Linked DNA regions of Homo sapiens: region 2 is linked to region 1. The links are chromatin contacts, found by Hi-C or POLR2A ChIA-PET in ENCODE. All regions are on one chromosome and are shown on one strand. Each heading gives the region's core, a stretch centred on a gene start or an enhancer-like site at or near the end of the contact. The rest is flanking DNA. Distances are from core to core; before and after follow the strand shown.

Region 1 (3,567 bases), core at 876-3,375:
AAGGTAAAATGCAAACAGAGAAAATCTCTGCAAAACATACATCTGATAAGGAATTTGTATCTAGAATACATAGCCATTACACATCAATAATAAAAGGACAAAATCTAATAAAAATAGGAAAACATCCTGAAAGTCACAAAGTAAGATATATAAATGGACAAAAAGTATATGAAATGTGGTCAACATCACTTGTTGTCACATTAAACCACAATGCGGGATCACTTCACACCAATTAGAATGGCCGAAATTGAAAAGAAAATGGCAAACATAGGAACCCTCATACATTGATAGTTGGAGTGTAGGATGAAAAAACCACTTTGGAAAGCTATGATAATCTCTTATACAGTTAAGCATACACATACTGCAGGACCCCCAAGTTTTGTCACTAAATATTTATCCAAAAGAAATAAAAACATGTATCTACAAAAAGACTTGTACATAAAAATTCATAGCAACTTTATTTATAGTAGCCTCAAACGGGACACAGTTCAAGTATTCATCAACAGGAGACTAAATAAACAAATTGTGACATGTTCACTTGATGGGATACTACACAGCAATAAAAAAGGAACATGCCACTGACATGTGAAAAATGTGGATGGATTCTACAAACATTATGTTTAGCTAAAGAAGCCAAACTAAAAGGATGCATTATGTATCAATGTATTTGTACAGAATTCAGAAAAATCCAAAACTAATATACATTGAAAGAAATCAGAATAGCATTTGTGGTTGGCATTGGGGTTGATCAGAAAGGAGGACAGGGAACTTTTTAGTTACTGAAAATATTCTCTTTGGTATGGTTTGGGTTTCATGAGTGTACACATTTGTCATTTGTCAAAACTCATTGTACTGTACATTTAAGCTCTCTTCATTGTAATGTATATAAACATTATGCCTTAATTAAAAGATATATTAAGTAAAGTCTTAAGATTAAAAAAGAGAAGGAAAGCCAAATATGCAAGTATATATCTACAGAGAGTTGGATATAGAACAGGAAACAGTGAGAGATAATATTAGAGGGCCATCAATGTTAAAGTGTTAGATTTTTTCTTATTTGTAAATGTGCTGTTAAAGATGGCTTTCAAGGAAGGAGGGAAGTTTAAAGAACAAGCTATTCCACCAGGATGTTCCATAGACTTTGCTCCTAAATACATTTAGAATCCATCCACTTCTCTAGATCTTCATCTATTATTTTACCCTTGGTCCACGCCACCATCATCTAGCTTTTGTCCTGGCAGTTATTCTTGCTTCAGTTCTCAGATTCCTACAATCTTCCATCGTCTACACTGCAACCAGAGGGAGTGATCTTTTATTAACATAAATTTGATGACATAAAATTTCCTGCTTAAAACACTGCAGTATCTCTTAATTGTACTTAGAAGAAAATTCAGACTTGAAGGTTTTATATTATCTGGCTCCTGCCTACCTCTCAGTACTTGTACTTTTCTACTGCTGACTGCTGACCTGCTTCTAACTTAAAAGCTAGTACTTTTAACTGTTATTTTTGGGTAGAGGTAACTGTAGTTTTTACTCTTTGCTACTCACAGGTTGGTTTTCTCAGCTTTAAGTTATGGCAAGCTGCTCTGACCAGTTGTCATCAGCTAGACCAAAGAATCTGCTGTTTTAAATTCCTAAAATGTTGAATTCTTTGATCAGTTCCCTGTACTGATGGAAATGGAGTCTAGCCCCTACTTGAGAGTTTTCCTCACCCGAATGACTGTTTCAGAGACACCACTATATTGACAATTTTGAAATTTAGAACAAGGCCTAATTCTAGGTCTCTGCCTTCTGTTCATGGTACACCTCAAGCTAAATTTATATTTTCATGACTTTTCTTCCCTTTCTGGACTCTGTCTCATCTCCAAATTGTAAGTGGTTTTTGCTGTTCTCATTCGAGCAGCCACATGATTATGGGAACCTACAAACTGGGAGCAGAACTAGTGATTAAGATGGGGCATGTAGAGTTTGGAACAACTTATTAACTTCTGGGTGTGGCCCACACGAATCTGGCAAGCTCAGACTCATAGCACTTCTCCTTGAATTTACCCTGGGGAAGAGGCTTAGCTAGCAGTTCTTTAAAGAGCTCAGGGTTTGGTGCCAGGTGTTTGCCTTGTAAAACAGCTGACCAACTTTACACAATGCAATCAGAGTCTTGGGTTGCCTCCCACAAGGAAGAACTGACCCATTTCAGTTAACACTACAGAAAACTTTCTCAGAGACAAAAAATGATCTTGGGGAACAAGGAAAGTGCCTATTAATTGAATTTTGTATAATTTTTTATTGTAGAAAAACTACACATAACATGAAACTTACAAGTTCCATTATTTTAAAGCATACAATTCAGTAGCATTAAGAACATTCATAATATTATGCAGCTATCATTATTATTTAGTTCCAGAACTATTTCATTGCATGAAAAAGAAACCTTGTACCCTCTTAAGCTATCATTTCCAACTACTTCCCCAATTAACCCCTGGAAATCACAAATCTGCTATCTATCTCTATGAATTTGCCTATTCTGGATATTTCAAATAAATAAAACCATACACTATGTGGCCTTTTGTGTCTGCTTCTTTTACTTTTAGCATGTTTTCAAGCTTCACTGGTGTTGTAGCATTTAACAGAACTACATTCCTTTTTATGGCTGAATAATATTCTGTTATATGGATGTACTACATCTTGTTTATCCGTTTATCTGTTGATGAACATTTGGGTTGTTTCTACCCTTACGCTATTATCAATGGTGCTACCATGAATATTATTGTAAACAGTTTTGTTTGCACACCTATTTTCAATTATTTTTGACATATGTCTAGGAGTAGACTTGCCAGGTTATATGCTAATTCTGTGTTTAACTTTATTGAGGCACTGCTAAACTGCTTTCTACAGTGATGGAGCAGTCTTACATTCTTGTCAATCATGTATGAGAGTCAGTTTTGAAGCATTTTTGAGTATTTTATGAAGGTGCCCGTACCTATAAGTGAATCATTAAATAATATTTTAATGGTAAGTAAAAGAAAACTGATTTGTGCTTTTAAAGTAAGGTGAATTTATCTTCTCCTCTTCAGTTGAATTCTTCTTTCCCTCCTCCTCCCTCCACCAAGGGATGAGAATAGACTATGACGGCTAATTTTGAGTCAGGTCCCAGGAAATTCTGAAAGTTACTTGCTAGGGCACCCACATGTAAAAAGTTTGCCTGTGTAGTGTTTTGAAATAGTCACAGCTCAGATGTGAAGAAATATTAACATAACTTTACCTTTTATATTACTGAGCTCTATTTAGCCCTGGCACCCCCATTTTTGCTGCTGTTAAAAACCTCTTAATCTTGTCACTGAAAGCTATTATGGTCTCTTCTGGTTTAAACATTTGAAACTCAGTGGAATTGTTAATTCCACCCAGAATTTGGTCATTAACTCAAAGGTGAAACTACCTACAAGGGCTGTTCTCTGTTCTCCTGGCCCTGGCCCTCCCCACTGCCTCCCCCCATCCCAGGAATGTACAATCATCATGGCATTGGAAGTGTGTTTGGTCCACACATCCCTATCAGGTCCCTACTACCTCTGC
Region 2 (3,767 bases), core at 196-2,695, 57 kb before region 1:
TCCTGAAACATCCACCTATTTTCAGAATGAACTAAAATAATTTCTTAGTTTCTTGATGTCACATTTTCATTATTTGTAAAATTAAAACAATGTTACCTTACCCAGGGCTATAATGGGAGAATAGAGAGGCACTGACACATCGAAGTTGGTCAGTAAATATTAGCTATCATCATCATCATCATCATCATCATTATCAACATCATCATCCAAGGGTTGGTGAACTATAGCTGGTGGGCCAAATCTCTCCTGTGGTCTGCTTTTATAAATAAAGTTTTACTGAACACAGTGTATTAATTTTCTTATTGTCTCTGGCTGCTTTTACATTACAACAACAGAATTGAGTCATGCCTTGCAAATCCTAAAATATTTGCCCTCTCATCCTTGATAGAAAAAGTTTGGAAACCTTCATCTAGAAAGTGGTCTAGCAAAGTGTGGTCCATGGATGAGTTTGATCTGCAAACTGCTTGTTATTGGTTCATGACAAGGTGAGTACAGAAACTGTGAATAATTATTTAGAAACTTATATAACAATTTAAGAATGCTAGTGACTTCTAAGTGCATTATTTTGACATCTAAGTGCATGATTTTGGTTTATACAAAAGTGTTGATTTGTGACTGATTGGAAATTTAAGAAAAAGAAAACCTGGCCTTTTCCACTGGAATAGAGTCGGGTGTTTTGTAATGGGATTTTGTTGTATTGGTGACTTAGTAAGACATATTCACGTGGCTTCAGATGGAAACATCTGGGGGCCCATCAGGTGGGAGTGACAAACATGTCCTGAGATTGCAATTGACCTGGGAAGGTTGATGAGCATGCACATTAATAACGTCACACAAATGGATTTTCTATGCAGATGGGTGGGCCAGCCACAGTTCACTTATCAGCTAATACAGTTGTAATGTGTTGCTTCATATCTGAGAGAAGGCAGCACCTTAGGATATTATGTGTGTCTCACTTACATATATAAATGAATTCCCTTTTGAGGTAGATGTATTTTAGTCAATAAGTCATCTTCTCTCAATAGTAAGCCAACAACTTTCCTGGAAATCTAGCAAAACAACAGTTCTATGACCAGCCTTATGTTTTGTTGCATGTGTGCATAAAAAATGCAGATTGACTCTTTCCTTTTCTGTTTTAGAATTGGTTCCAAACAGTAAAGCCGCCAGAAAAAACAGACAAACTCTTAGGAACAACAATGCCCATTATGTGTGGAGTAGAAGCTGCCAGACTTTGATTACTGGCCAGAGATTAACCCCTTTGGTGTCTTAGGGGGGAAAATGCCAAGTCTGAATCCAGACATTTCCAGGATTTTACAGTCATTCATGGTATGAGACCAGGCGATTTATAATGACTTGTGCAAAAAAAAAAAGACTATTGGGAGAAGGAAGTGCAAGTCAAAGGCCACGGCTCCTTGCTTCCTGAATTCTGCCATGACTAATTCCAGCAAGCGGACATAGACCTGATCACCTCTGCTTTTCCCTTTGCTAGCCTGCCTGGTCATGGATGAGAAGCACGCTGCTCTTGCTACCTTCATGTGGTGGTTTGGGTCCTGAAACATCCACCTATTTTCAGAATAAACTAAAATAATTTCTTAATTTCTTGAGGGCACATTTGCATTATTTGTAAAATTTAAACAATGTTACCTAACCCAGGGCTACAGTGGGAGAGTAGAGAGGGATTGACACATAGAAGTTGGTCAGTAAATGTTAGCTATCATCGTCATCATTATCATCATTATCAACATCATCATCCAAGGGTTGAATGATGTTTTTGTGTTTTTGTCCAGGTGTCAGAAGGAGGCTGGCAAATTTGGCACTCACAGAGGGAAACCTATGTGCTTCGTGAGGTCATTGCTTAGAGTACAACTGCTACCAAGAACATTCCCTGCAAACTCTTTTGTGATCAGTTTCTTCCCTTCTCTCATATACCCTCTGCAGGTCTACCAATTGCATTTTGAGAGCTCAGATAAGCAGAGAGCAATGCAATTTGTCACAGAAGGATGATTATGTATATGCACTGTCATGTGTATGTATGTGTATGTATATACGGTATGTGTATATATGCATATGTATATACAGTATGTGTATTTCATTTGTTCTTTTATCTTATCCTTCAATATGTATTTATTGATAATTTATTATGAGAGGCTGAGAATACCAAGTTAATTATAATTTATTATAATAATAGCTACCATTTATCAAGAACATATTGCATATCAACATTATGCTAAATATTTTATATACATATATTTTAATGCATTTAGTCACTTAAAAAACTTTATGAAATAGCCCCATTTTAGACATTAGTAAACCGAGTTCCAGAAAACTCAAGGGCACGCAGCTAGTTAATGTTAGAGCTAGGATCCGCATTCAGATCTGTTTGATGCAAAACCCATTCTCTTAATCACTTTGTTAAATTGCCTTCCCAAAGATGAATAACATGATACAAAGGCATTTACCTACTTTCTTGGATTCACAATCTGGTTGGCAAGAAAGGCATATGATGCAGAACATAAAAGGCTATAATACAGCTATGTACAAAATACCATGATTAACTTGTTCTCTTGCGGGGTGGGAGAAGGTGGAAGAGGGTAGAGGAAGGCCTCATAGGGCAAGTTGTGCTTGAGCTATGCCTCTGGGGTATGGGATACTCACACAGCAGAGAGAGAAAAGGTGGAGGCTGGAGAGGAGAGAGAGAGAGAGAGAAAGGGGGGGTGGGAAGGAGGGAGAGAGAGATTTCAGCTGGGTGTGACTTTGTTTTGTAGGATGAGACGTAGACTTGTTCAGGTGCAAAGAGACATCTGGAACTAGTTAGTGGGAAGTTCTTCAAGGCTGTTTCTCCACTGAACAAGCCCATATATTTTTCCTCTTTGTTCTCCTTTAGCTATTTCCATGCCTAACTCAAAGGAGACACAAGGAGAAAGTGAGCTCAGCCTGGATAAATTGGAGATTGTGATGACTTCTAGGAAGCCTCAGGAAAGAGAAACAAAGACAACACTGGCCTGCTGCTCTCTGCAATGGTGGGACCCTTGTGGGATAACTGTTTTAGGAATGAAGGTGTCTACCCTCTCTAGAAATGAAAATGCAAGTTTGGCTGTGGTTAAGTATTGGATGGAGGCAAAAAGAAACTGACATATTTTCTTCTTTTCAATTGTTTGATTCACCCTGAAGGGCATGGCTGCTTAATTTTTTTCTCCAGAGATAGGTGGACAGATAAAGACAGGAAAGTAACATCCACAGACTGCCCTCTGTGAAGGTGACAGTGATGAAAGGAATGCTTGATCTGAACACTGGTAAATAAAGTGACCGCATATTTCCCTAGCCAGGAGAGCAATCTGGCTCAAAAGAAACGAGAACAATGACATTACTGCCAGGCTGCTCCTAAGCCTTTGGCTATTCTGTTCAGTGCACAAAAAAAAGCAGTGAACATAGCTGTGACCTGCCTTGTTGGTAGTATCACAATTCTTTGGGGCTCCACTTTAAGAAATTGAGACCTACCTACCTTAATCCTTGGGGGGTTAAGCTTTCAGACTGGAATGATAACTGAACTATTCATTTGCAGTAATTCTGGGTTTTGTGCATATTTTAAAAAGGAATACCGGGCTTGCCTATATTCATTACAACGTCCTCCCAGCTTTCAAATCTTCCAATACAATGCCTCTTCTCTAGTCTTTTAAGCACATCCTGTGACTGGATATGATTATGGGAGATTTACATGCATCCTTGTCTATTGTATCAAAAGATCAGGGAATAAAATGCCCATCATT

Evidence for each region. Hi-C counts contacts between places; a loop is a spot of excess contacts on that map. ChIA-PET counts read pairs that join two places held with the same protein, here RNA polymerase II (POLR2A). Pooled maps may share reads with other maps.
Region 2: a loop to region 1 is called in a pooled map, with 2.3 times the contacts of the local background. The contact joins two enhancer-like sites. A Hi-C loop is called at or near these places in 1 of 168 maps with a recorded cell type or tissue (endothelial cell of umbilical vein), 1 of 37 single-sample maps with no recorded cell type and 2 of 50 pooled maps. POLR2A ChIA-PET finds 5 or more read pairs at or near these places in 3 of 52 experiments (OCI-LY7, activated CD8-positive, alpha-beta memory T cell and naive thymus-derived CD4-positive, alpha-beta T cell).

What each region holds. Positions count from the first base shown.
Region 1 is chr12:91,929,794-91,933,360 of GRCh38, reverse strand. All of the region lies in intron 4 of LOC105369901 (a long non-coding RNA gene), which reads left to right. Among named protein-coding and RNA genes, the nearest start is that of LINC02404, 56 kb to the right of the region's middle. Within about 2 kb of position 2,125, at least 4 of the 41 ENCODE cell types and tissues checked have a DNase peak (open chromatin) inside an H3K27ac peak, as active enhancers do.
Region 2 is chr12:91,985,815-91,989,581 of GRCh38, reverse strand. LINC01619 (long intergenic non-protein coding RNA 1619) reads left to right here. Exons shown (of 5, transcript NR_132341.1): 3 at 389-485; 4 at 1,939-2,049; 5 at 2,885-3,767. Among named protein-coding and RNA genes, the nearest start is that of LINC02404, 110 kb to the right of the region's middle. Within about 2 kb of position 1,445, at least 3 of the 41 ENCODE cell types and tissues checked have a DNase peak (open chromatin) inside an H3K27ac peak, as active enhancers do.